Regions from separate parts of the Mus musculus genome. Here region 1 is linked to region 2. Evidence: chromatin loops called from intact Hi-C (ENCODE). Cell type or tissue: gastrocnemius. All regions are shown on one strand. Each heading gives the region's core, and the rest is flanking DNA. Links, peaks and the distances in the headings are about the cores only.

What was found. Hi-C counts contacts between places; a loop is a spot of excess contacts. Peaks named below come from ENCODE experiments on the same cell type or tissue, not always from the same donor. Only the 100,000 strongest peaks of a DNase experiment are listed, where the experiment ranks them.
Region 1: a loop joins it to region 2, with 4 times the contacts of the local background. A loop is called at or near these places in 36 of 42 quality-filtered maps.

Annotation. Positions count from the first base shown.
Region 1 is chr3:69,463,828-69,478,705 of GRCm38, reverse strand. The region is part of intron 1 of Ppm1l (protein phosphatase 1 (formerly 2C)-like); the gene reads right to left. Among named protein-coding and RNA genes, the nearest start is that of Gm52607, 9.1 kb to the right of the region's middle. In gastrocnemius, for the core only: no CTCF peak of the experiment used is centred there; no DNase peak of the experiment used is centred there; H3K4me3 peaks cover 582 bases; H3K27ac peaks cover 469 bases.
Region 2 is chr3:69,254,399-69,269,276 of GRCm38, reverse strand. It overlaps Gm40070 (a long non-coding RNA gene), which reads right to left and starts at 14,669. Exons shown (of 3, transcript XR_867357.1): 1 at 14,386-14,669; 2 at 11,971-12,109; 3 at 5,447-5,608. In gastrocnemius, for the core only: no CTCF peak of the experiment used is centred there; DNase peaks (open chromatin) are centred at 5,808 and 7,411; H3K27ac peaks cover 1,287 bases.

The sequences.
Region 1 (14,878 bases), core at 2,780-10,779, 210 kb before region 2:
TTCAGATATAAAGGAACACTGAACATCTAAAAAAAACACTGCTTAACTTTTCCATGTGTTATTAGCCTGATACCTAAGGTTTAATGAATTTTGGACCACTAAAATAATGGCAAAAATTCAATTAAAATGCCCCCCCCAATATTGTTGACTGTAATATAGAAGATGGGAACTTAGGGGAACCCAAACAGAGAAAAGCACTCATATTAGAATCATTTCAAAGCCACAGATTTGTGTCAGGTGATTCTTCTCAATGCCAAGTTTCTTGTGGGTTTGTTCTGCAGGGCCTGACCAACATGGGAAGCAGGCTGGAGATCAATGGCAGCCAGGGACACAACAGCTGCCTGGACCAGCTTTAGAACTGTCACAATGTTTCTCTGTTGTTTTTCACAGTACAAAACCCAAGACCCTTTCAATGAAAGGGAGACACAGTCTTTAGGAGCAGATTTGACACATGGGTCTAGCAATGGAGCAGTCAGCAATTAAATACAGAGGAGAAAATGACCCGGCTGACTCAATGAGCTTTGATTCGATGTACTTCGGACCCCATCACTGAGGCTCATTTTCTTCTAAGGCTCCTGACAGGCGCAGCTTTGTGCCCCAGGACAAATCAGCTGAATCCTCTATGTTTTCAGGGCTCGCTGAGTGTTTAGCCATGTGCTGCCTTTTCATTTACTGGTGTCTCTGCAGCGATGGGGCATTCCTGCCCTCACCACTCATGGATCGCTACTTCTTAAATTACACCAAACCAAACCAAAGGAGGCAGGCGAGAGTGTGCTCGTTTGCAAACACACACACACACACACACACACATCCCATATATATATATATATATATATATATATATATATATATATATATATATATACCACACATATACACACCTGTCTCTCTCAGTGTCTACCCTCTTGAAAGTCTACCTTGGCTGTTGTGGTCACCCCACTCTTCACAGAAGAGGAAAATAGAGTGGAGAGTCCACACGAACCAGAATCTCAACTCCATCCTGCAGAAAGAGAGGAGGAACTGATGGCCGATATAAACGTCACGGGGGTTGTTATCATTAAAAGGGGCCGAGCAGTCCCTGCAGACGATCCGCTCTTTGGCTCTAATGGAAACGGAATTTCTCTATCAATTCTCGTATTCCATTTGAGCAACAAGAAGAGCTAAGAGTGCTCCCCTAAGGCTTTCCTCAGACATCTAGACAGAGAGATGGACTGTGGGAAAACAAAGAGGCCATGCATTCCCTTTGCAGGGTTCTTCAAGTCTCTGTGTGGTCCTGGGAGCTTCCTCATTTGGAGGACAAAATACAGATCTTCTGGTGCTGGGGCTATACAGCTTTGACTTGCCCTCGGGGGGTCAGGGCATTGAGGCTTTTGACTCAAGGTAATTCCATTTTAATTCTGTCTCTATTTGCATGCATGCATCCATATGGCAGGGAACACATCACCAGCCACGAATAAGGGAGGATGCAGGCGATGTTTTAGTGACAGGAAATATCTACAGCACACTGAACGGTGGGAGGATGCACGGAGCTGGGCAGAGCCACCAAGATCAGAGCTTTCCAGGTTAGAGGAATCACAGGGTAATTTTGTTTTCTCCTCTAAGTTTTTGTGGTCTTAGGATTTCTACAACCACTGGAAATTATATTTCTAATAACATGATGTTGGCAGCAAGAAAAGAACAATCGGCCCACCATCCTTTTCTCCCAGAGAAGAAGAAATGGGGAAAGGACTGGACATGTAAACTTCTCCTGTATTAGCCACTTAAGCGTTAACCTCCCCTGTGCCAAGATTTTGGCTTTGGACACAGCAGAAAAACTACCTTAAAAAGTCTCTGGCACAGGGAAGAGGGCAGGCAAAAACAAAAAAACAAAAAACAAAACAAAAAACAAAACACAAAACAAAACCCAAAAAACCAAAAAAACCTACCACACTAAAAGTGTAAGTCTAAAAACGAACAGTGCAACAAGCTTTATACCAGAATAGCAGGGGCATTCCTAGAGAATGGAAATCAATGGGTTCTACTTTAAGAAATGATCATCTAGATTTCTCATTCTTCATATCCTTAACTTGTCAACACACATTTCATGTGAATAATGCGCTGAAGGAGAAAACATTTGCTCTTATTGCACTCCAGCTTTAAAAGGGAAAAAGGACGGACCCTGTAGGAGCAGGATTGATGGCATATGGTAATTACACGATTAGGTTGAAGGATCCGTAATAGCATAAGCTTCCATTAAACACATTCCTCAAGAGGCACACTTACGAAAAGAAATTAGGCCATTTACAAATCATAAACAAAAAAGTCATGCAGCAAATTCTTTTGTATATAGATCGTCTGCAGTCTTTTTCCTGCCACTCCTGGCTTGGGACCATTCAGAGAAAGTTAAACGACATTGCAGGCAAGAAGCAAAGACCTGCAGCTGTGACACATGGCAGGCGCTTCCAAGGCAGGAGAAGCTGTCCAGGCGACAGGAAGACCATCCACTGAGTATCTGCACAATGTAAAAACTGGTCAGCTGTGGCTCATTTCCAACCAAGCACCCGACCTCTCGGTCCTCCAAACACAGAGGAGATGGTGCCACCAACACAGAGCACTGAGAGAGGAATGGTGGCAGCCGAGGAAGGAGCAGCTCCAGCTCTCCTCCCCGCTCTGCGGGGCTTTCAACCCGGGCCATCTCCATCACTGTCAGACATCTGGACACACAGACCTGTTCCTGTTCCCTCTGCCTCAACTGCACTTCCACTGCCTTGCTTTCTGTCGGACCTTATCCTGTTAGCCATTTGAAAACATTTCTAGGATCAAATAGAACTAAGTCCAACATACATATCAAGAATGGTCTCCTCAGGTTATAGAATTTCAAACAGCACGAACAAAATAAAGTTTCCTGCGTTATTTCTATCAGAGACCAGCTATCCTCAATCTCCGCAGAAGCTGGTATTCGGTACAACCATTAAAACACTTTAAAATATGGTTTATTAGAATCAGTGCAGACAGATGTGATGTGCTTTCACAACCGCAGCAGAAGCTAAACAGAAGCTGAGTTTCTTCCATAAAGAAAACAACCTGCTAAAATAAACTCTAGGTTCCATTGTGTCTGCTTTCAAAGTGAAGAGAACCAGCACTTAAAGGCTTACCATATCATTCAGCAAGCGGTATTGAGCTCTGCTATGTTCACACTATTTCACAGAGGAGGAGATGGAGAACAAATAATTAATTTCCCAACAATTATCCAGTGGTGAATGGCAGAGCAGAAACTCAACCTAGGTGGCTCCTGCTCTAAGAGATGAGTTTTCCTAATATAAACACAGCCTGGAATGTCTGTGTTAGTGAGTCCCATCATAAAACTTTCACCTAACCTTAGGTTGGGGATGTAGCTCGGTGGTAAAATGCCTGACTAGAATGTTCAAGGTCCTGGGTTCAAATCTCACCACCACAAAGTAAATCTACATATGTAAATACACATGTGTGCATGCTCGAGGGGACACACATACACACACACACACTCAACCTAGCCAGATATACCAGTAACATATGAGTCTGGATCTAGACATACTGTATTGAGGGAGAATAGTTTGACAGACTAAGATTACTCATAAATATCAACACTCAAAAGCAAATGACAAGAAAAAAAATCATGTATTAAATGTAAGTCTTTATGATTTATAAAAGCCTTGATTGTATAATAACATTTCATTTATTCCTTCATTATACTTGAGAAATCAATGAGATGCATGCTCAGCACCTTTACCTTGTAGCTAAGGAAATGAAGGCATGAAAAGACACTGACTCCTGGTGGGGAACAGCATGGCTTTTGTGTCATGCAGAATCCAGGAAACATTTTTATCAAAATAAACCTAAAAATCATGGCTGAACAGGTACAGAGAGCAAGCATTCCTTGTCGAATGGAAATACACTTTTTCCAACCTGTCCCAGTGCAGCCTACCTGTTATTTCATATTTATAACAACACTCTTTCAACAAGATTCATTTTCTTGCTTTCTGGAAAACACCTTGGATAATTTGTTAGGGAAAACATTCTAAGCAAATTCTGACAATTTATCTACTATCTTAGCCAGAAAGGTTTTTGCTCGTGTAGTAGTCATGACCAAAGCATCTCTTATAAAAAAATAAAAAAAAAAATCATCAGATTGCTTACAGTTTCAGAGGTTTAGTAATTGTCATTACAGTGGGGAGAAGAGTGGCATGTGTGGTGTTGGAGCGACTGCTGAGAACCACCAAGAGAGACATTTGGCTTGGCAGGGCTTTTGAAACCTTAAGATCACCCTTACTGACTCACCTCCTCCAACAAGGCCACACCCCCTAATCCTTCTAATCCTTTCAAATAGCATCGTTCTCTGGAACCTAAACATTCAAATGTATGAGCCTGTGGGGGCCATTCTTATTCAGACTACCGCACTTATATCTTCCTTCCTTTGTTGTCTCATGGTTTGAAACAAACAAAAGAACTGAGCAGAGAATAAAAGAAAACAAACAAAACACCCACCCACCCCCCAACAACAACAAAAAATAACTCCCCTTCAAGAGCTCTTGAGATGTGACAACAGAAAGCTCTAACAGGGCAGAGGTGACCACTTCCAGAACAGCATTTAGAAATTTATCACCAGACATGTTTTCCAACATAGAGCTTGTAAAGAGATCTTGAGCTGCACTTGAGGAGAGAGTCAGATACCAATTCAAGGAGGAAAGGTTTGGGAAGTGTAGGCTTGTCTGAAAAATCCCTGTGTCAGAGATATTTCATTTACATATAAACTAGTACCATCCAGTTAGGGATATATGTGAACTGCAAACAAATGGTGGGATCAACATATCGTGACTCTTCTACCAAAACTGCCTTTTAAAAGCACTGTCCTCCCGTCCTGTTCCTTTCCTTCCTTCTTAGCACAACTATGAACTGGGCATGTGTCAGATCAAGCTGTTTCTCAGGTTCAGCCCCACAGACTTAGTGTGCAACAGATAATTGCTTATTGAACTACATAGAGGAACAATACCCCTAGACTCCCGGTGACACACGGAGCTTGCTTTCCCTTCGCCACTTTTCCCACCTTCAGTCAAGTCCTCCAACTCTCGAGTAAAGAAAAGTATTTCTTTGGGTATAAGATGGTAAATCAGTTTGTGCAGGTGGTGCAGTTCCACAACTGTAGAAACTTTAAGAGTGCAGACATAATCGTCTCTGTACAGATCTCGCTCCGGGGTAACTCTCATTTTTTCATTTCAAATAATTGTACTTACTGTCTTAATTATTGCCACTTACATATTTAGTTAGGAGAAAAGTGTAGATCAGAAGCTGAACATTAATAATTTGGGTTTACTAAGTAATAAAAAATGCATTAACTAGATGCAGAGCCAAGGCACCTGGGTAAGCCTCCATCCAGCTCTTACAATCTCTGCTCTGTGAACGGCAGTGGCATTTTTATGTTCTGTTCTTTCTAACCAGGTCCTTGTGTCCTAGCCTTGCTCTCTCTAGAACAGAGGGACCTAAGTCCCTGCTGTTTCTAGAGTGCTCTACAGAGTGCTTCTTCAAAGATCTGTTATGTTGGCAGTTCAACTGAGGTAGCAGGATACAGTCATGAAATGCTAACTTGAAGTTCCAGACCCAATGCAAATCTGAAAACTAAAAATTTTGGCAATCCTCTATGTGACTGTAAAAAGCCCTGACCAAAGCCAAAAAGCCAAAAGTATGGTAATGAAGGGAGAGTGCAGGAGTTAGAATTCCTGGACGCACAGTGTGCTGTGGATAATCTCTTTGCCCAGGTATCCAGGAGAAGGGAGAGAGAGATACAGGCAAGATAGGAGAGGGGGGCTTCAAAAGGACAGAGGCCTATCCTACGCCCTGCACTGAAAGAACGTCTGAGTCTGTCCTAGAAAAGCCCAGAGAACAAGAACGGAAGGAGAGCTGGAGGTGAGGTGACTGCTGGGCTGGCCTGCCCACCCAGAATTATCTGGCCAAGGACCACAGGGTGTCCTGTGGGTAGAGGCAGGCCACCAGAGGGAAGGAGCTGTTTGGATGCCTCATAGAAGCTGCTCAAGGGGACAGCCTAGACCTCATCACAGAGTCTCTGTGGGACTAACAGCCAACAATCCATGGGATGAGCAAAGTGTGCTGCTTACAAGTCAAAGAAGGCAGGCATGAGAGGCGCTCTCACCGCATGCTCCACTGTGATGAAGGGCACTAAGGACATGAAGCCACAGCAGAAGCACAGAAGAAAGCAATGCCACGCCACGCCCCTCCTCCTCCTCCTTTCTTCTCCTTTTGAAAGTTTGGCATATTCAATAGCTCTCTCTCTCTCTCTCTCTCTAGAAATTAGATATTTTCTTTCTTTACATTTCAAATGTTATCCCCTTCCCTGGTGTCCCCTCTGGAAACCTCTCTCTTCTCTTTACTTTTTCAGCACAGGCTCTGGCAGACCAGACCCTGGCTACCAAGGAGAAACTTACAGTGGATTTCAACTGGTAAAGAACTTATTTCTTCGGGGAAGAGAAGGCAGGGTATCTCACTTCATGCCTCAAGCTTTGATTACCTCATGAACCTTGGTAGATTTGCAATTTAACTTTATTACAGTGAAGAATATTGCTTAATCTTATGGAGATTGCCTGAGTTTTCATCCTGGAGATGAATACTTAGTCTGGAGAAAAACTTAGTCTACTGAATATATTCTGATTAGATGTCAGGAAACAAAAATAAAGACCCTCTCAGATGAGAAGCCATGAGTTCTATTTGCTCTGGATCAGCAGAAACTATTTTTAATAACCAACTCATTTAACCCGACAAACTGCCTTAACCTAAATGGGGATTTGGGGTTAAAAACAATGAAAACCCCATTAAGAATAGTAGTTAGGTCTGTGTTGGGTTGGACTGAAGTGAGAAACTCTGACTCCATCGGCCTTGCATCTCGGCTCAGAGCTGCCGTTGTAGTTTGTCTGCTGCTATAACAAAATGCCGTAGAAAGTCTCTTAGTTAGGGTTATTGCTGCTGTGATGAACACCACGGTAAAAAGCAAGCTGGGAAGGAAAGCTCACACTTCTACATCACGGTTAATTATCAAAGGAAGCCAGGACAGGAACCCAGAGGTAGGAGCTGATGCAGAGCCCATGGAGGGGTGCCGCTTACTGACTAGCTCCCCACAGCTTGCTCAATCTGCTTTCTTATAGAACCCTGAACCACTATTCCAGGGATGGCACCACCCACAGTGGGCTGGACCCTCCACATGATCACTAGTTAAGAAAATGCCCTTTTGGTGGAGCTTATGGAGGCATTTTTCTCAAGAGAGGCTCCCTCCTTTCATATGACTCTAGCATGGGACCAGTTGGCATAAAATTAGTCAGGACAAAGTAACATATAAAGAGAAATTCACTTTCCTATAGTTCCAGAAGAAGAAAGCTCCAAGATCAAGCCTTGTCTCTTATGGTGCTATGTAGGTATCCACACAAGGCAACCATGACAGAGGGACAAAAGAGGCCTAGCTATTTGCCTTCAGCTCTTCGAAGTTCACTAAACCCATTTGTGAGGGCTCTGCCCTCAAGACTACATCACCCCCTAAAGTCCCTAGGACTGCTATGTTGGGGATTAAGTTCCCATCTTGGAAAGGTCACAATCATCAAAACACAGTGTCACTGTCCTTTATATGTCTTTCCTTTTCAACAACGGGAGAAGACGATGAGGACCAGCCTCTCAGAGTCAGATTCAGGTCCTCAACACCAGTCAGGTTTGGTCTGAAGGAACACCACAGAGAGTCTCTAGTTGGCCCTGCTTCATCTAGTCATATCTCCTGAACCAAGCTCTACCCAACGGGGTGAGATGCCAGTGCACCAGTCCTTCGTTCAGGAGAGTAAGTGATCTGTTGTCTGACGTGAAGAAGGGTGTCGGGCAGAATAGTAGTGAGCCTGGCTACACCCATGGTCCTACCACAGAGGATAAAAAGCAAGTAACACAACCAAAGTCATACAAACTGGAAGTGCGTCTCTGGCCCTGGAGCCCTGATCATCTATCTAACTGCAATCTGTGCCACTTCTAATGCTCTAAATTGCTAGTTTATACTATTTACATAGTGTATGCGCGCATGCATATGGAGGTGAGGACACGCTGTGGAGCCCTTCCTCCATGTGGGCTCCAGGGTCGGGCCTCGGGTTGTGAGGTTAGGCAGACAGCACCTTTACCAGGTCAACCATCTCCTTGGCCCTGAATCTCTCTTTTAAAGGATTGTCTGGGTCAGGGATGTAATTCATTTGCTGTCCTCAGAGAGGACATGGATTAGATGACTGCACAGCAGGTCATGAGCTGGATCCTCACAAGAGCCACTCCATCCTCCTGTTTAATCCGTTCCATATGCCCTCACTGGGTACTACTATCTAGTACGTGCCTGACACTCATTCCGCTTACACTACTGCTCCTTGTCTGTGAGCCCTAAACCGAACAAACCCCCTGATCCCCATGGTAACCTACAAAAAAGGAAATTAGCATAATAAATTCACATAATCCCCAATTAAAACTGACCATCAGTGACTGGTTTCGTTTGACTGGCTATAGGGGGAGACAGGCAAATAGCTTTTCTTACAGACATGCTAATCACTAACATATACATGATAGAAATAACAGATGCCACAAACCCCAAAATATTTTTTGGCATAAAAAACAAACCATATAGCTTGTAAGGGTTTCACTGCCAAAAGGTTTGTCTCTAATTTGCCATGCAGAGTCATTGGCATTGGACCATAGCCACAGTTACAATGTAAAGAAGGACGTCAGACAGCCACGAAGGGAGGCTGGTGGCAAGCGGGGGGGGGGGGGGGGGGAGGGAGCAGGCAGCAGATGGAGGGTACCTTACAGAAAGGAGGTTAACAAATATCTTACAGAAGCTAAATTTAGGCCTTGAACACAGCTACACAAACAGTTGCCTTATATTCTCACTCTATGGCTGCTCCCTGCTTTTAAACCCCTCAAAGCACGACTTAACACCAGCCACAGCAGACCATACAACTTCAAAGGCACAAGTAGAAATTCCTTTGCTTCCCCAACATTACTTCCTTGAGAGCGCTTCTGGATAGAAGAGATAACACAGCCCAGCTTTGATTAGGGGTCTCTGCCAACTTGCTGTATTAAAGTAGCACAGGCTAGGGGCTCTTATCTTTGCTTTCAGTCATGGGGTGTTCCTTGTACACAGAGCTTCAGGCAAAGCAGAGATACAGCAAAAAGTCCCTGGTCCCCTTGTCAGCCGTCAGAGTGTCTATTTGCACACCGCTGACCTTAGGTAGAATACCTAATGGTTCTTGATTTCTTGGTTCATTTGCAGACATACTATGTGCTATGAGGCATCCTGGGAGCATCTATGATTATTTATAGGGCTATACCAAGCTCCTTGGATTATATCTGAAATGAAAACAAGCATAAGTGCTTTGCCGCCTTAAGGAACTCCCTCCACCAACCCAGGCCCTACATCTGTAATAAGCTGTGCAAGTTGGGGGGGGGGGGGGCTCAAGAGACTGCTATCATGATGACCCCATTTAAGGTCAGAATGACATCTGGTGGCAGTTCCTTGACTGGACCTACCTCTCACACCCCTAGCAATGGGGGGGGGGGGTGTCTGTGTGAGTTATGCATCTGCAGAGAAAAGAAACAAGGATGCATGAGAGAATAGGACCAGATATGACAGTGGACGAGACTCTCAGTCAAGGCCTTGCCTCAGAGGTCCTTGATACAGGACATGTGTTTCTAAGCCCCCTCCCCTCCCCAGAAAAGGGCAGTGGACGGTCTGAGTGGGTTCTGTCTTCTCTCCCCGGAAACAACTGTTCAACCCAGGAGCAGACACCTCTGTGTAAGTCATTTCCTCCTCTCAAGTGCCTGCTTCTCTTTCACTGATAATTACATTTGAGGTTACTACAGAAGTTGGCTGGTGTAACTAAACCTCAGGGTCCTCTAAAAACAGGGTAGCATCATTTTTATCTCATTAAGGCACAGATCTGAGGACTTCCTGAGATGATGAAGTTAAGGACTTGGTCCTCTGCTTCCAGTCACGGCAGATTATTTTTGCAGTAATACGTGCATGCAAAGAATCATTTCCTAAACGCATTACAGCCAGCATGGAAATGACAGGTTACAAACGTTACTGTTAAGGATCAATTTAGAGCAGTATGCCAGACTCCAGTGAATCATTTCATCACTTGAAAACTTCAGGATCCCCATTTCCAACACCCACCCGCAGCGTGAGTACGAACTGGAATTCAGAGTTCAGGCTTAACACATGCAAATGTAGTGCTTTTAAGTAATGGTTTTCAGTAAGCCTGGTAAACCAGACCTGCAGAGCAGCCACTGCAAAACAAAATGGCCATGACTGCTTCTCATTTGGAAATAGCATGTGGTTTTCATACTCAGAATTGTTAAGAGCAGATCTCAATGACCAGGGATGGCTTCTTGATTTTTCTCCTTCCTGCGCATCGAGCTGTTTGCACAGATGCAGTCTGCTATGAAAGGGAATGGAAGCAAACAGGAGCAAACAGTCACTTTGCTCAGCTAGGTAATCTGAAGCCACAGCCCTTCCTCAACGAGGCTTTAAGCCAGGAAAAAGCTGACAGAACAAGAGATCTAAAAGGAAGTCTAAATGTGACATGTTTCCTATCACCCATATAAGTCATATAAGTTCATATTTTAGGCTCACTTTGCAAAAACCTCACAGCTGACCTGTTAACTCATGGCAACATTACCCTGCTAGAACACACCTGGCATGAATTGCTGTGTGTTGCGCTTAGCTGAAGGCATATACGTCAGAAACTCGAGCAGGCTGTGCAATAGCACGCTTGCCAAATACCACCTAACCTGAGGACGCTGCATTTCTGTAGCATGCCAGTTTATATAAGCTCTATTATATGTCTTTCTAGCAAAATATGGGAGGTTTAGGGTGACTTCCACATCTGGAAGTTGTCCCACCATTATCAGGATAGATTTGGCTGGCTCCACTTTCTTCTCCCTGATCTGGAGCCTTCAAACAGGAATGACCTCCTTTCTGGGCCAGACTCCCTTTCCATCCTGAGATTTTCACATTAGAAAGAGATCCAGAGCATCTAAAAGCTCTAATGTCCTTATCAAATGTAGCATTACCCACACTGCTCCTGAACCGCCCCAGAATATTACGTTACTTGATGTCTACAAAATTTTCAGGCTTCAAGTCATTTTTCCTTGGTTTCCCTCACAGCCTACAGCCAAGCTCTGTAGGAACAAAGTGCGAGTTCTGAAGAACGTGGGTCCTCCTAAAATAAACGTCTTTCATCATTCCAGTGGGTAAGAAACAAACAAAATACAAGCTCGAAATGAAGACTTTCAGTAGGACACTTGCAGATAACCTCGGGCCCCTTCTGCACAGTAGCTCTCTTCATGGGTTGTGGGCACATAGGCCATCCAGGTGGTATGATCCATCTGTGTTCTCCGTGTGAAGATGTCAGGAGGGAACTACTCAGAGGACTTTCTACTTGGCGTCTCAATGCACTTCCATGGATTGTGACAGAAAGGACTCTGTGGACACCCTAAGGTGTCATCAGATGCCATCCTGTCCCACGTTCCTGAGTTTGTGGCCAGCCTCACATGCATTTAAAAGTGAGCGGTGAAGGAGAAACGGCCATTTTCCCAGTTGACCGCTTTACTACTTAGCTTTCTAGCACTGTCTCTGTATTCTCCAACCTGAGGTGATGTGGAAGCAGTAGGGCAGGAGGAAGGCCATTTCCAAAGCATTACTGGTGTGAGCCCATTTAAGAACCCAACCTCATAGACTGCCTAATAACCTAAAGCTCGCTAAACTAAGGGCAGGCACATTTCCTAAGTCATCTTGAATGAACTAGAACTTCCCGACCCAGACCCCTTCACTAGAACAGCTTCTGAATCACCGCCCCCCCAAAAAATCACAAAATATAGTACGACTTTAAGGAAGGCTGCTTAGAATAAAACATTCAGAAACTATCTTCAATGGAAGTAAGCAGGAAGGACCCATCCTAATGGCCTCTGTACTGTGAATCAGTTTCCCAGCTGACTTTAAGGGAACTGCCAAACTCTCACCACCAAGTGTTATTTCATGTGTACATGAAATCTTGGAAGGCACAGTACCTTCAGTTATAAAATAAGCATCCAGTGGACGCAGAATGAATAAATGGCTTTTAGGTGAACTTTTTCTTTCCTGTGTGTGATTACTTTCTAATTAATGAATGAATAAATTTTATTTTAATGTGTGTGGGGGGTCTTCTGCTTGTATCTTAATTTGTGCACCATGCACACCCAGTGCCAGTGCCCGTGGAGGCCAGACGAAGGGTGATGGAGGGAGCTGCTTGTATGGGTGCTAAGAACCAAATCTGATCCTCTGCAAGAGTAGTGAGTGATCTTAACAAACCAAGCATCATCCCAGACTCCAATAGGCTGAATGTAGTAGACCACCAACTCTACTTAACTTGCTACCAACCATCTCTAAGTTAAATCTATAGCAACCCTTGAGTGGCATTAATATCTAGAAGAGAAGAAACTGAGTAGAATTAGGAGTTTAGGCAACAAAAACCAAGCCCAATAGTTAGGCACCCAAGTACATAACCCCAAATCTCACTGCTGGGCTGCGTTCAACCTCGCTTTATCAGATGCTCTCTGAGGAGAGGACTCCTGTCTTTTAAGGCTAAAATTGCATTCCTTTTGTCTTGCACAGTGCCTGACATATGGATAGTTCTAAAAATACTATTACATAATTCTGCTTGCTGTCAATTCCAAAAATACACCAATCCTTTAGATTGCATTGCTGTGGGAATCACGAACATGACCAAGCTTACTTACATCATTGTAAATGTTGGGGTTGTACAGCCCAGGGGAGATGGAGGAGTATAAGAGCTCACCTAGCTCCAAAAGCCTTTCGGCCTAGAGGGAACTCAGTGATAAAAGCTAGGCCCCAGAAGTTAAAGTTCAATGGATAATGAAGGTTTTTGTGATTAGTCAGGTGTTCGGGTTAGTTTTATGTCAAATTGATCCAAGCTAGAGTCAAATGAAAGGTAGGAGCCTCAGTTGAGGAAATACCTTCATAAGATCTAGCTGTCTGGCATTTTCTTAATGACTGATTGATATGGGAGGGCCCAGCTCACTGTGGGTGGTACTGCCCCTGGGCTGGTGGTCCTGGGTTCTATAAGAAAGCAGGCTGACCAAGCCACAAAGAGCAATTCAGTAAACAGCACTCCTCCATGGCCTCTGTAGCACCTCCTGCCTCCAGGTTCCTGTCCTCTTTGACTTCCTGTCCTGACTTCCTTCAGTGAGGACAGTGATATAGAAGTGTCAGCCAAACAAACCTTTCCCTCCCCAGCTTGATTTTTGGTCACAATGTTTCGTTGCAGCAATAAAAACCCTAAAACAGCAGAACTTTGTAATGTGGAAAAATGTAAATCCACAGACTTAAGTCATAGAAGACTGAGAAGACACAATAAAACAGGCTGTATGAGAACCATCTAGGGAGCTAAGACTCTACCTGATGTCACATGGAAATCTCTGGTCATGAATAGCTTCCGTATATGCAGAAATAGCTCTGAATTATATGGTATTAGATAACTTTCTCTGACAGTGCTTCGCCATGCTCTGGGTCTTTGCAGCTCTAAGACTAGAACTGACTAAACTGCCTGGTCATGACAAGTCTTAATTAACAGAAACACCAACTGCTTTCCTTAAATGGATTTGTATTTTTATATCCTAGATGCTCAAAAAGTTTTGAAATATGACAAACATTTTTAAAAAGTAATTTCCCATTCAGTAATCTACTCACTTCTGGCATTTTATGTTATTTAAAGCATAAGTTTAAAAATGATGCTTGTTGTTATTTACTAGATCTGAATGTATTATGATTTACAAACCAGTGATATTTAAAACCAGACAATTTAAATAAAAGGGAATGGAGATTTATTAAATTTATAAAAATAGCTGAAATGCTTTATTATCTCTGTAGATAAGACCAGAGATAACTTAAAATTAATATTAAACTTGGGGCAGGAGGGATGGCCCAGTGGTTGAGAGTACATGCTGCTCTTGTAAAGGGTACTGGTTTGATCCCCAGCACCCACACAGTGGCTCAAAGCTGTCTGTAAATCCAATCCCAGAGGATCTGATACCCTCTTTAAACTTCTCTGGATACTGCACACACACGGTGCACTGACAAACACCCAGGCAAATCATGCTTACACGTAAAAATTTAAAAATTTACCTAGCTATAAGTAAAAGAGAAGTCACTAGAATTGGAAGTTTTTTTTTAAAAAAAAGCTTTTTAAAAACCTCTAGACTTTGAAGATTGCAATGAAAGTCATATAGACAGACAGACGGACAGACAAACACACACATACCTAAAGACCTTTAAAAATAAAAATAAAATCTCCAGTTTTTCCTCATCCCATCTCTGACTCAGTCACCCTCATGTTTAGTCTGCTGATTGCCCAGTCAGTATGGCTGGAATCAATTAATGGCATGCCTGCAGGCTCTACCATAATTACGCAGGAGGAAAGATTAAATAGCAATCAGCTTTTGTTGCTTTTGTTTTTTGACATTCTTAGACACATACTACAGTGAAGAACATGGACTGTCTAAATATCAGGAACTTCAATAAACTTTGCTTAGTGAGATCGAACCCAATTTTCTGTGTCTAGCAACACTGGAAGAAGAAAATAGTGCTTCATAGATTTTAGATACAGACTAAGCAAGATAAGGCTGGAAAGAGGAATAAAGATGCAAGACAATATGATCACAGTCTATGTCTTTCAGGTGTGGTCACCTTCCCGTATGCCACAGGGGGTTGGTATGCACATTTTCACGCTGAAACTGGACCATGCAATAGTAAGTTTCTAGCATATGAGAAAAGTCTGGGCACAGT
Region 2 (14,878 bases), core at 3,543-11,542:
CAGAGTTTGTTATGCAGGTCATGATGACCTCCAACTTACGATCTTCTTGCTTTATCTACAGAGTGCTGGGATCATAGGCATGTGCCATCATGCCTAACTGGAACTATGTATTACATTACACACATGCACACGGTTTAGTAATTTGGTTTATTTTGAGACACAGTCTAACTCTGTATCCCACTAACTCTGTATCTGACCTGAAACTCCAGGCTAGCCTAGAGCTTGTGGAGGTCCTTTTGCCTCAGTTTCCCGGGTGATAGGATCATAGATGTGGGGTTTTTGTTGTTGTTGTTGTTTGTTTGTTTTTTGTTTAAAGATACATGGTTATTTTTTAAATTACGATCAAAATATCTAAAACAAGAAGCAATGGAGTCCATTCTTATTTAGTCCATTTGACATCTAAATTCCAGCAACTGGGCATGCTTTGTATGATAGTCTTTCTTATAAGTAGTATTTTCAGCTACTAATTACACCGCATTGTTACAAATTAAGTAACGAGAAAGTAGCATTTTGATTTATTGCCTTAATAAATAACTTGCTAGAGTATTGATAAATCTGGCCTCCATAGGCACCCACACATATGCTTGCATGCACACATGCACAGGAGCACATACATTTTAAAGAATGGGTTAATAATAATTAACAGTTATTTCTTAGGGCATAATTCAGAAGTCGCTGGAGCATCTCTCCTATGTTACACTGCAGCACACTTATCTGTACGACTGCACACGAGTCATAGAGTAACCACAAATTATAAATAAAGATAATAATTGCTCTACCTGGAGGCAGCTGCTATATTAGAAATTAAATTTCCAACAATAGTTTATATTGTATATCTTACTAGTTACAACATTTTTTGTCATTTTTTCCCCCCTTGAAACAGGGTTTCTCTGTGTAACCCTGGCTTTCCTGGTTTGCATTTTGTAGCCCAGGATTGTCCTGAACTCAGGGACCCACCTGTCTCTACTCCCCCAGTGCCGGGATTAAAGTTGTGCACCATTATACCTGGCTATCATCTTTATTATTTTTGTTATGTACTAAGAATGGCTACAGTGCTTCAACCTGATAGATATTTTAATTTTTTATCCTTTTAATTGACCTATGAAAATTATATGTCTCTATGGGATAACTTGTGGCATTCAGATTCTCATAGAGGAGTCTTTTCCATAATGATGGCTCTAATTCCACCCACAAGTAGTGTGTGTCTCGCTCCTCACCATCCTCGCCAGAACTTGCTATCTTTGGTCTTCGGTACCAGTCACTCCAAACGGGATGAGGCAATGTCTCACTGTGGCTGTGGTTTGCATTTCATTAGTGCTTAGTGGTTGCAGGTATCTTTCATGCACTTGCTGACCATATGTGCATATCTTTTAAAGACATGTTTATTTAAATTTACTTTTTACTTTTAAAATCAGACTAGAGAAAATTTTGAACTTTTATTTGTGTGTGTGTGTGTGTGTGTGTATGTGTGTGTGTGTGTGTGTTTGTGTGTGTGTGTGTCCACAGAGGCTTGAAGGCAGCACTCAATCCCCTGGAGCTGGAGTTTCAGGTGGTTTTGAGCTGCCTAATGTAGGTGCTAGAAACTGAACTCCAATCCTCTGAGAGAGAAGCAAACATTCGTAACAACTGAGCCATCTCTGAAGCCCCTTCATAGCGCTTATAAATATAACCACTTTCTTGTTTTCTTTTGTAGGTAGTCTACTTTTGACTACCTACAACCAATGTTACAGATTTAGTATGTTGCTTTTTTTTTCTTCCAATTTTGTATCTGTTGCCAAAGTACATGGATCTCACTATAGAATCTAGGGTGGCTTTAAACCACTACATCCTCCTGCTTTGACCTTTGATAGGCGTGCACTGCTACATCTTGCTTGCTTTTACATCCCATAACTTTGTCAAACTTACTCGTTCTAATGATTCTTCTGTGGATTATTCAGGGCTCTCTAGGTAAGAGGTCATATCCTGTAAAAACAGCAACAATTTGACTTTCCAATTCGGAGAGATTTTATTTCCTTCTCCTGTCTAACTGCAGGAAATAATAAATAAAAGTCATAGAAATCCATACCCTCCATATTCCGTCTCTTAAAGAGAAATCTTTCATCTTCTCTCCACTCAATATGATGTTAGCAGCGGGCTCATTAGATATGGTTTTTATCATGCTTTGACAAAACTATATTATACCTAATTTATTCCATTTTAAAGTGCAGGTTGCTGAATTTTGCCAATGCTCCTCCTGTGTGCATCTGATATGACCATACAACTCTGTCCATCCTTGTGCCTATGTGGCTCATCACAGTATTGTTCTGCACAGCCAAACGCCTCTGTATCGATGGGGTGAATCTTGTGGACAATAACGACAGTGGGTTATGTTTTGTGCCATCGTAGTCAGTACTCTGATGAGGATTTTTGCATGTTTATTCATCAACAATACTGGGAAATTTTTTTTTCTGTATTGATTGGTTTGGAGATTTGAGTGTAGAAGAATTCCCTCCTTTTCAATTTTTATGAAAAATTTGAAGAGAATTGTATCACTCTTTTAAATATTTGGTAGAATTTAGCAGTGAGACCTTGTGGCCTTTGCTCTTCCTGGCTAGGAGACTGCTTTGATTTTGCTACTAACTGTTGTTCAGTTTGAATCCTGTTTCTCCATGATTCAGTCTTGTATGTGTTCTAGAATCTGCCTATTTCTTCTAGCTTACCAGTGCATGTGTGTAAGTCTCCATTGATGATTGTATTTTCTGTAGAATAAACTGTGATGTCTCCTTTCTCTATGTTTTTATGTTCATCTAAGGAAAAAGTTTAGGCAGGGGAAATATTTCAGTCAGTAAAAAGGCTTGGTCTGCAAGCATTTGGATCTAAGTTTAATTCCCAATCACTCAAGATGGTGTGTACTAATGACCACAGCGCTGAGAGATTGGAAGAGACAGGGCAAACCCTACAGCTTCCTGGGCAGACAGTCTAGCAAAGCAGTGACTTCCAGATCCAATGGGAAACAATGGCTCAAACATAAGTGGGCTGGATCCTTGGTGATTGCCTCCAAACTCGACCTGAATTTTCTCCATGAGACCCACATGGTTGAGGGAAAGAACCAACTCCTACATTAGTCTTCTGATCTCCATTCATGCATGTACACACACACACACACACACACACACACACACACACACACACAGAGAGAGAGAGAGAGAGAGAGAGAGAGAGAGAGAGAGATTATGTTTTTAGTTTTTTTAAGACAAGATTTCTTGGTGTAGTCCTGGTTGTTCTGGAATTTACTCTGTAGACCAGGCTGACCTTGAATTCAGAGATCTGCCTGCCTCTGCCTCCCAAGTACTGGGATTAAAGGTGTGCACCACCACCTGGCTAAAAAACACAATATAAAATTTTGATTAATTTCTGTTTGGTTTACAGACCCTGGACAAGGGACTGAGGTGCATATTTTAACCTATCAAAGTGAAAGATCCTGACAGAATGTAAAAGGTCACAGAAGCCCTGAAATTGGCAAAATAGATTCCACTGTTAGTAGAAGTAGCTTCACTGATTTAGAAAAGTAGAGGTGCACAATGCTCTGGCCGCTCCTTGAACCTGTGTGTCTGCCAATGTTCTGACCATTCCTTGAACCCAGGTGTGTGCTCACTGCTGCACCTCACTGCCAGGTGTTTGTGATATTGGTTGCTAAGATAGAGTCAGAAAAACAGCAACCACAGCTGGAGCCAATCCAGAGTTACTGCACCTGCATTAGACTCTTCCCTCCCATACCCATTTCTTGAGAAATCAAGATCTGGAAATCCCCTACTCCCTCCTTCTCCTTTTCCCCCCTGAGGACCTATAAAAACTGGGACCACTTTCCCCTCTGGGTCGACTCCTCTACCCCTGCATGGGATACGAGTTGTCCCCAGAACTCTGGCTTTCCCTGAATAAAGCCTCATGTGGTTTGCATCAAGCTTGGTCTCTCGTGAGTTCTTGGGGGTCTGCTATTATCCTGAGACTTGAGTGAAGGTCTCCCTCCGGAGGTCTTTCAAAAGCAGGCCTGGCCTCCAGGCTCTCAACATCTCTCAGTCCCTCCCAGGTGTACCCTGCCCTGAACTTTCCAGTCCGAGGTCTAGGCTGCTCTTCCCCTAGGGGCTCCTCCCTATATAATCCAGACATTTTTTGTGCTCTCTCTTTCTTTCTCCCTCCCTCCTCTCCCCCCCCCTCCCTTTTTCCTTCTCCTTCACCTTCTCTCTGCTACAGCCAGTGAACTCACCTGCCTGAAAGCAGTTTCCGGATAAGCCCACAGTTTAATATATTCTAATCTTGCTTGAATTGGCTCATCTTGCAAGTGGAGAAATAATCTATCAATTTTGTTTCTTGCAGAGAAGCAAGACAGAATAAACAGCAAAAATTACTATTACAATGTAATTATATGGAAGAATTAGCTGGAAATATGAGTTTTGGGAGAAAAAAAGGCATTTGAAGAGAGTCCAATATATCAAGAGGTATTAGTTAAAATACAACAATGTTATAAAATATAAAACAACAGTATTTAAAAAAAACATTATCTTTACAATTATCTAAATTTATGGTGAACAACTTGAAGTGCTAAGTCTTTAAATGTGATAGTGGATCCACAACTTTTAGAAATGCATTTGGAAAAGTCACACTCTGTGAGCTGTTGCTGACCAGTCACCAAACACTTGATATTGTGCTCACATTCTTTGAAATCTCTTAAAGGAAACATATTTGTTCATAGAAAAAAAAAATCAAAACTGATTTGTTTCCAGCAGTCAGCAGTGTTCAGTTGGTTACAGAAGGTTTCGTTGAAAGAATGGGTTTGTTTTTGTTTTTGGTTTTGGTTTTGGTTTTGGTTTTGGTTTTGGTTTTTTTGAGACAGGGTTTCTCTGTGTAGCCCTGGCTGTCCTGGCACTCACTTTGTAGACCAGGCTGGCCTCAAACTCAAAAATCTGCCTGCCAAGTGCTGGGATTAAAGGTGTGCGGCATTGTTGAAAGAATCTTAAAGACAACTAACTGCTTTCCCCACCACCAAGTGCTGAAGACAGCCCCTCCCCCCAGCCCCACCCCCCTCACACTTTAATGGGCTGTGTAAGTCACTGATTCTGACCTGCATTAGGAATTCATTTGCCATAGTTTATAAGTGCCAGACCAACCACGAGAAAGAACAGCTCTTCTGGACCACTTTTCTCACTTCCCATCAGACTAGGGCATCTGTTCCCTCACTCTTGTCTGGTACCTTACAGTGATGGCTATTCTTGCTTGTCAACTTGACCACATCTAGAATTAACTAGAACCCAAAAGTAGGGGAGATTTTTTTTGCTTAGTTTGAAATGCGAAGATTTATTTCGAGTCTGGATCTTTGAAGTAGGAAGACACACCTTTAATCCAGATCTTTGGAGCTGGGAAACCCCACCTCTAATCTGGGCTGTGCCTCCTATGGGACGCCTATGGAAGGACTTGGAAGAAGGAAGCTCTTGCTCCTTGCCTGCTTGCTGTTCTGCCAGCGCGTCCATCCCTTCGCTGGTATTAGAGTCATCTTCTTCAGGATTCTGACATAGTCCGAAGATCAGCTGAGACATCCAACCTCATAGGCTCAACAACTATGGGATGCTTGGACCTTCGGTACACAGAAGCCATTGTTAGGCTTGCTGGACCAGAGCCTGTCAGTCATTCTAATGAATCTCCTTTCTCTATATAGAGAGATGCACTCTATAAATTCTGCTGCTCTAGGGATCCCTGACTAACATTCATCACTCACCTGGCCCTGACGGCTCCTGCGTACCCTGGCAGAAGCAGAGGCTGGCCTGGATCCCAGAAAAACTGGTCTCCTGGAAAGATACCAAAACCTTAGAAGTGACTACAAGAGATAAGGTCCTGCTTACCGGAACCTGGGCAAAGTCGGGGACCGTATCTCAGGGACCTTGAAAGGGATTTGCTATACGAACCAGAGATAAAACGGGGCAAAATAGCTGAGATCAGCTTCTGAAGGTTGTCTTGCTAAGAAGAGATTCCCCACCCCCACCCCAGGCACCCTGTGAACAGAAGCATGCAGGCAAGACTGGGGGAGGGCTGGAATAGGGCTCCATCCAACAGCACCTTCCTAACATGCAGGAGGAACTCTATAGGGTCCCCACTCTGGACAAAATGAAGAAAAGAAACTGATTTTTAAGCCAAGTGTGTGGACCTGCATTGATAGCCCCCAGGTGTTTGAGGTATAATTAAGTTGAAAGCTGGGCTAAGCTATGAAGCATGACCCTGTCTGAGAAAGAGGGGAAGGGGGGAGGGATGGAGGAAAGGTGAGAGGGGGAAGAGGGTGGGAGAATCATCTGACTGAATAATTTAAAGGAATCTGTGCTCAATACTCCAGCACGAGCCATGGGGATGGCTCAGTGCATAAGGATTGTCACCACCAAACCTGGTAGCCTGCACTGGAGCCTCAGAACTCATCTTGTGGACAGAGAGAACCAACTCCTGCAAGTTGTCCTCTGACTTACACACACACACACACACACACACACACACACACACACACACACTACATAAATGTAAAACAAAATAACAACAGCAAAAACCTTAAGGCTCCTGTCTTAGTCAGGATTTGTATTCCTGCACAAAACATCATGGCCAAGAAGCAAGTTGGGGAGGTGTGGGGTATTGGGCTATGCAAAGACAGTCTGGTCTTCAGTCGAGCTGAGGTTTGAGCCCCAGGACCTGGTGGTGATAATTCACCTACATGGGACAGAAGGAGTTCTCTCATGTCTCCTGGAACCCTAGCTCCTATCAAAGTTACCTCCCCCTCAGCCCCCACAGGAGAAGCATGGCTAGCAGTCACTTAGGCAATGTCCCAAACTTCTGACATTCAGGCTAAACTCCTCCCCAGTTACCTAGCAACAGTAAAGATAACCCATACCATAAGAGGGGCTGTTTGGCCCCACCTCGCTCTCTTGCTCTTGCTCTTACTCTTACTCCTCTTATTCTCCTCTCTCTTCTCCTCTCTCCCTCACTCTCCCTCTTACTCTCTAGCCTTCCTTCTCTCTTTCTCTTTCCCCTTTCTCTCCTCTTGGCCATGACTGGTCTCTCTCTCTTTTACCTTCTCTTCTTTCTCCCTGCCTTTCTACAATAAAGCTCTAAAACCATAGACTGTCTATATTCATCAAGGCCCACTGCACTTGGACGATGGATAGGCTTTCCTCTAATGAGCCATTTCTAATCTCCCAATGGTTCCAGTCAAGGCCAGCTGCTGCGCTTACTCTCGTCAGCGTGGGAACCTCTCTCCCTAAGCCCTCTCTCCTGTAACCCCGGGGCTACAGGGTGTCGCCCGGGGGCCCCTTGGTTTTGGGGGCTGCCCCTTGTCCACCCCCCATCGAGTGGGGTCAGTGGCTTAGATGCCCACCCAGGCCAAGTAGAAAGCGTCTGGCAGCCCTCCCGCTTCCACCTGCCCAGAGCATAGGAGGAACTCTGGCCAGACGTGAGCTATCCTCCCCTCCCCCTCTTCCCCTACACCCCTTTTAGTTTCCACAGGGAGGAAAGGGTTCATTTAGCTTACTCTTCCATATTGCTGTTCATCACCAAAGGAAGTCAGGACAGGACAGGACAGGACAGGACAGGACAGGACAGGACAGGACAGGAACTTACACAGGGCAGGAACCTAGAGGCAGGAGCTGATGCAGAGGCCATAGAGAGATGTTACTTACTGGCTTGCTCAGCTTGCTTTCTTATAGAACCCAGGACTACCAGTCCAGGGATGGCACCACCCACAATGGGCTGGGCCGTGCCCCCTTGATTACTAATTGAGAGATTGCCTTGCGGCTGAATCTCATGAAGGAATTTGCTCAAGGGAGGCTCCTTTCTCTGTGATAACTCGGCTTGTCTTAAGTTGACACACAAAACCAGCCAGTACAGCTCTAAAACCTGCAAGGGCAAAGGCTAGATTCTGTCCTCTGTTTCGGGAAATATTAAAAAAGAACCTGTCAACTCTCTGTACTCCTGCTTCTCTCAACCCGCCAACTCTCCGACCCCACTGGGCCACGTTCCCACTCTGGTACCAGCACTGGAGGGCCACAACACTATGTCCCAGTGGGGTTTCAGCAGGGTTCCTCCAGCTCTGTCCCATAGATCCACCAGCCTCATAGTTTGATAGCACAATACCTAGTAACCTTGTAAAATTAAGACTCAATGCTTATATTTAACCAATCAGACTTATATATCAATAAATTCTCAATAAACAAGATGCCAATGCAATAATTACAAAACCAACTGATAATGATAAAAGCTGCCCATCTAGATTAGACAAATTATCCCAATATTCTAACCTTTTGGTTCATGCCACGCTAGTTTACATAGGCCTCCATTTTCCTCCTCCTCTCTCTCTCCCTCTCCCCCCTGAGAGGCTCTCTGCCCCTGCAACTCTTAGCTCCGCCTCCCTTATTCCTGTCCAATCACAGGCTTCCCACTGCCCTAATGTTGTGATTGGACAGGGAAAATCCTGCAACAGCCTTCCATAAAGGTATTTCCTCTTCTGTTCCCGGCACTGTGAGTGTGGCCTTATTTGGAAATAGTGTAATGTAAGTTAAAACAATGTGGTGCTACATCTAGTCACGGGAATGTTCCTAAGAAGGGACAGAGACAAACAACATGGAGGAAAGATGCATGGAGTGAGAGGAGATGAGATGCCAAGGTAAGAAAGGAAAACTCCAGAATGACAAGAAGCCAGACAAGGAGATCTCTGGAGCCTTCAGAGGAGCATGCACTACCAATAAATACCTTGATCTTACATCTCTAAACACAGAACTATACAAAAGTGAATTTCTGTGAAGACACTTAGCTTGTTATAATGTACTGTGTCATTCCTAGGAAACAATATAACTTCCCTTGGAATGTGGAGAGATCTAGGAAGCCTGCCACTAACCCGACACCAACATTCCTGAAAACCTAGCTCAGCTGAACTAGTGTTTCTTAGCTGCGGGCTGGGTACCTATTGCTGCATGGTGTATATTCTGTGCTTGTCATGATGACCAAAATGACAGGCATAGCCAGCCACTGCCCCAATGGTTTCTCTGTCTACTGAGAAGGGCTGGGAAATTGAACAAAAAAAATTATATCCTCCTGATGTCCTACTAGGTCGTTATTTGAGGGTTATTTGACTTGACTTCCTAGAAGAATGCACCTTTGTTTTGTTTTTGTTTTTGTTTTGTTTTTGGAAACAGGTCTCACTATGTAGCTCTGGCTGGCCTTGAACTCACGATACCTGACTGCTTTTGCCTCATTACTGCTGAGATTAAAATATATACCACACCTGACCTTAATTCTACTTTTTGATATTAGATCAGGGCCCCATCTTGAAGTTACATGTTAATTTGTAGACCTCTGTCCAGTAGAGAAAAAAACAAATTATAATTGTATTATCTGAAGGACACTTTCAGAATCTCTTTCCTGGTAAAGTATATAAGCTCTTGATTTTCAAATGTTCCTGGGTGCTAACTTTGCAGTCTTATGACTGCCTTCATTTACTAAGCCCAGGGCATTTTTTGACACTGTTCATTCTATTTTTATAGATGAGTCATGTCTTTGACCTTTTGAGTCTTTGACATCAACTCTTGTAAAGCTCAAGTGGTATGATATGTATGTTTTAATATTATCCCTGGAAGATGGTAGGTGTTTGGTGAATTCAAGCTCCCCTTCAGGAGCTCAGAAAAGCCTGGAAGATTCTGAGCAGGTAACCACTTGCAGGTGGCCCCACTGCAAAGCAGTGTGTGCCAAAGCAATTGTATGCCTGCTTCTGGTCCTGCCCTTTTTTCTTACCCTGTTCTTGTCTTTCATGCCTGTTACCCAGGGGCATTCAAGAGGCAGGAGGCTCTCAAGTTCAAGTCCAATCTGGGCTATAATGAGTGCTTGTCTCACTTCCGTGGTGATGTCTCCATTATAAAACCTCTCTAGCATTCTTTCCCTTGATCTTTTAAATGTAGCTTTGCCTCAAATTACAGGGCTTAAGATTATATTCAATCCAGAATTGCTGATAAGTTTGGGGACAATGCTTCCCATCCTTTGCTGCAGGGCAAAAAAAGGTAGAAAAGCCAAAATCGAAGCAAGGCCAGGTGTGGTTGTGCCTTTAGTCCCAGCAATCAGGAGGAGGAGGCAGGCAGATGGCTGTGAGTTTGAGGTCAGCTTTGTCTACATATTGAGTTCTAAACTAGCCAGGACTACATAGAGAGATCCTGTGTGCTGGCTAGATTTATGTCAACTTGACACAAGCTAGAGTCATCAGAGACTAGAGAGCCACAGTTGAGAAAATGTTTCTATAAGATTGGGCTATAGGCAAACCTGTAGAGCATTTCTTAACTAATAATTGATAGGGGCGGGAAGCGGAGGTGGGCAGCCCATTGTAAATGGGGCCAACCCTGGGCAATTAGTTCTGAATTCTAAAAAAAAGCAGTCTATCCAGGAGTGGTGGTGCGTGCCTTAACCCCAGCACTTGGAAGGCAGAGGCATGTGGCTCGCTGAGTTTGAGGCCAACCTGGTCTACAAAGTGAGTTCTAGGATAGCCAGAGCTGTTACACGGGGAATTCTGTTTCAGAAAACCAAAATAACAAACCAAAACAAATAGTAAGCCAGTAAGCAGCACATTCCCATGGGCTCTGCCCTCCTGTCTCCAGGTTCCTGCCTTGTTCAAGTTTCTGCTCTGACTTCCTTCAAGTGGAAGTGGAAGTCAAATAAACCCTTTCCTCCCTAAGTTCCTTTGGTCATGGTATTTCATCACAGCAATAGTAACCCTAACTTGGACACCCTGTTTCTGTCTCTATATCACACACACACACACACAAACACACACACACACACACTACTCCCATGCTGGACATGATAGCACATACTATAATCCCACTAGTTGGTAAGATGAAGCAAGAAGAGTCATGGTTCCAAACTTGCCTATATGTAGTGACCCCCTATTTCATAAAGGGGGAAAAAACAGCGAAAAAAAATAGAAGGAGGAGAGAAAGAGAGGGAAAGAGAAAGAGAGAGGGAGAGAGGAAGGAAGGAAGGAAGGAAGGAAGGAAGGGAGGGAGGGAGGGAGGGAGGGAGGGAGGGAGGAAGGAAAGAAGGAAGGAAGGAAGGAAGGGAGGAAGGGAGGAAGGAAGGAAGGAAGGAAGGAAGGAAGGAAGGAAGGAAGGAAGGAAGGAAGGAAGGGAGGGAGGGAAGGACCAGAAGCCAGGTATAGCAGTAATCCCAGCATTCAGGTGGTAGAGGTGGGAGGATCAGAGACTCAAGACCTGCCTTGGCTACATAAATTCAAGGCTAACCTGGGGTAGGTGAGATCTCAGGCTCAAAAGGTAGTGAACAAAGAGAAAGAAATCGGGTCAAGGGTACAAGAAGAGCTCAACACAATGATTTGGGGGTAATCAGATATCAGACAGATATAACTGATTTTTGCATGGACCATTTACACAGAAAGCACATTTCATTCTTGTCATAAATTTAATAACATTTTTTCTAAAGTAAAATATGGAGTTTCACATCTACATGCCTATGTATTGTATATTACTAATTTATAATATATATAAATATAAATATCATTATAATATAATTAGTATATAGTACATAGAATATATAAATGTGTATATAAAATACATAAATATATAGTATATTACATGTTATACATATATTCTACACACTATATATAATATATGCTAATTAAATAATATATTCTACAACATATGCATGTATGTGATGTTATATTTATACTGATATACTTATATATAAGCATATATTATTAGTATATAACATGTTAGTATATACTAGTTAGTACATAATAATACTAATATACTTATATATACTAACATGTATATATTCATGTTATATGTACTCATATATACATATATATTAGTAATAATAAATTTCAGTTTACTTTCTCTTGTTTTGCATCAATGCATTGTTCTGCTTTTAATTTAATAATTTTAAAAATAGAATACATTTTATTCATAAGACCTTTAATGCAGTTCCTCTGAACGCCAGGCATAAGAAACATAGGCTACGGTAACTGCTGCCCCCTTGTGGAATAGTGAAAGAAGTTTAAAGTCCTGTTGCTTCTTTAGCACATCCTCTGATTTAGCTACAGATCATTGTCCTGTAGAAAACAAGATAGGTAGATAAGGTCTGTGTTCTCCAGTACTTAGTGTAGTCATTCAGACAAAATACATTGTTAGAATATTGCCACAAAAGACAGCATCATTCTGTGGTGGGGTTAGTAGAGGAACGCAAGAGCTTTACACAGAAGTTCGTAACCCAAAGGTTCATGAGGAGTCAGGCTAACTCCATACGGTGTGGCTTTCTAGTGAGATTGTTTCCTGACAAGATTTCCTGTTCACTCTTTCTTATTCTTTCTCAGTAGCAGGAAAGAGAAGGGAACAGGCAGTGATGACTAGCCTCAGCCCCTCAGAGGAGGCCAGGAGGGCCTTCATCTTGCCTGTCTGGTTGCATTCTCCAACATCTTTCTTCCCTGTGTGTCTAGAAGGCTATGCAGTGCACACTGCCTCTGTCCTCTCTGCCGAACACTTGTTTGTTTGTCTGTTTGTCTGTCTGTCTCTCTATCTATCTATCTATCTATCTTTTTATCTATCTATCTATTGTTTTTTCGACTAGGTCTATCACTGAAGCTGAAGAGCATCAATTCATCTAGACTCCTCTGCCCCTGTGCTCCAGGAATCCATTTGTCTCTGCCTCTGCTTGCCTCGGGTACATCCAGGTGTCTGAATGCAGGGAATCTGAACCCGATTGTCTTACACAGCAGGCGCCTGAGTCATCTCCCCAAGCTCCAATCTGAAGCATCTTTATTTGTGAGGTTGATTTCTCTTTTTCTGGTTGATATGAAAACAATTAATTAACTGTTGAGCATATGAAGCCCACATAATGAATGGTTGAGTTCAACGATTCCATCAATAGTGAGCTGTTGGGAGCCGCCCTCACATTTGCCATTATAAGATGGCGCTGACAGCTGTGTTCTAAGTGGTAAACATAATCTGCACACGTGCAGGGGCAGTTTTCCCGCCATGTGTTCTGCCTTTCCCGTGATGACAACTGGGCCGATGGGCTGCAGCCAATCAGGGAGTAATACGTCCTAGGCGGAGGATAATTCTCCTTAAAAGGGACGGGGTTTTGCCATTCTCTCTCTTGCTTTCTTGTTCTTGTTCTTTTTCTCTCTCTTGCTCTTGCTTTCTTGTTCTTGTTCTTTTTCTTGCTCTTGTTTTTTCTCGCTCTTGCTCTTGCTCTGGCTCTTGCACTCTTGCACTCTTGCTTTCTTGTTCTTGTTCTTTTTCTCTCTCTTGCTCTTGCTTTCTTGTTCTTGTTCTTTTTCTTGCTTTCTTGCTCTCTCTTGCACTCTTGCTCTCTGGCTCCTGAAGATGTAAGCAATAAAGCTTTTGCCGCAGAAGATTCCAGTTTGTTGCGTTCTTCCTGGCCGGTCGCGAGAACGCGGGTAAGAGTGAGCAAATGAACATGTGTTGAGCATGCATGGAGCGTGTGAGGTCTGCAGCATGTACTAATGATTCATGCGGGAATTATGGCATGATAACTAAGGAAATGAGTGACACCCGTGTGAAGATATGAATGGTAGCATGAACCCACAAAGGACAGGACCATGTCTTACATACTCAAGCTAGGTTACTTTTAACTGATATCTAACATAATACTGTACCTATGTCAGGGTACTATATGATATTTCTACTTATCAGTGTATTATATTTTTAATATCAGTTTAAGCATATCTATTACCTCAAACCTCTCCCTCTCCCCCTCTCCCCCTCTCCCCTTCTCCCCCTCTCTCCCTCTCCCCCTCCCCCTCTCTCTCTCTCCCTCCCCCCTCCCCCCTCCCACGCCAGCTGTTTCTGCCTCCCAGTACTGGGATCAAAAGCATGAGCCACACTGCCTGGCTACTAACCATTGCTTTCTGGTTAAGAGAAGAAGAAAAAGGAGGAGGAGGAGGAGAAGAGGAGGAAGAGGAGAGGAAGAAAAGAAACAACACCACCAAAAGAAGAAACCTTTCTTTTAGCTTTTTGAGATAGAGATTATATTTAATGAATCTAGACACCCAACTTCACCACCACGAGGCCCTATCAGAGCACATGCAGGGGAGCAAGTGCATCCACGAAACAGGTTGTTATGTGACAGTGTAGTGTGGAAAGAGGCATTCCTGAGTTAGGCTATGGAAAATCTCTCAAGGAAAAAAATAAGTTACATTTAAAGAAAAGGTAGAGATTTCCTTACAGGGACAGAAAACAAAGGTGAGCTATGGCAAACAGAAGGAGTTAGGCTTCTTTCTCTCTCTGGATAAAATCCAACAATGATTCACACTCAGAGAAAAGCAGCCATGTGATAGAAAGCCAGCCAACAATCGCTGAGGCTCACCTAAGCCACGGATGAGAGAATCATAATGCCTCGTCTGGACCGCACAGCGAAGGAGCAATGGAGTGTTTTCCTCAAAGCTCGGCTATCATCCATTAAGCAGCTGGGTCACATTGTAAAAACCACCTTCCAAAGGATGGCTCAGTGTCTTGTTCTAAACACAGTACCATGGTCGAGATGCAGCTGTCTGCTGTGCTCATAATACCATAAGCTGGGTCTAAAACTAGAAGAAATGTAAAAGCCAAACCCCACCAAACGGCAGTCTGAACCCTTGTGTTCTAATATCCTTCCCCACACAAGTTCAAGGTTCTATTTAATGACAGGGAGACGAAGAGGGGGAGGGAGTGGGGGAGAGGAGGAGGGGGAGGGGGAGAGGAGGGGGAGAGGGGCAGAGGGAGGGAGAGGAGAGAGGAGAGAGGAGAGAGAGAGAGAGAGAGAGAGAGAGAGAGAGAGAGAGAGAGAGAGAGAGAATATGTTCATTTAGCCATGCAGTTCA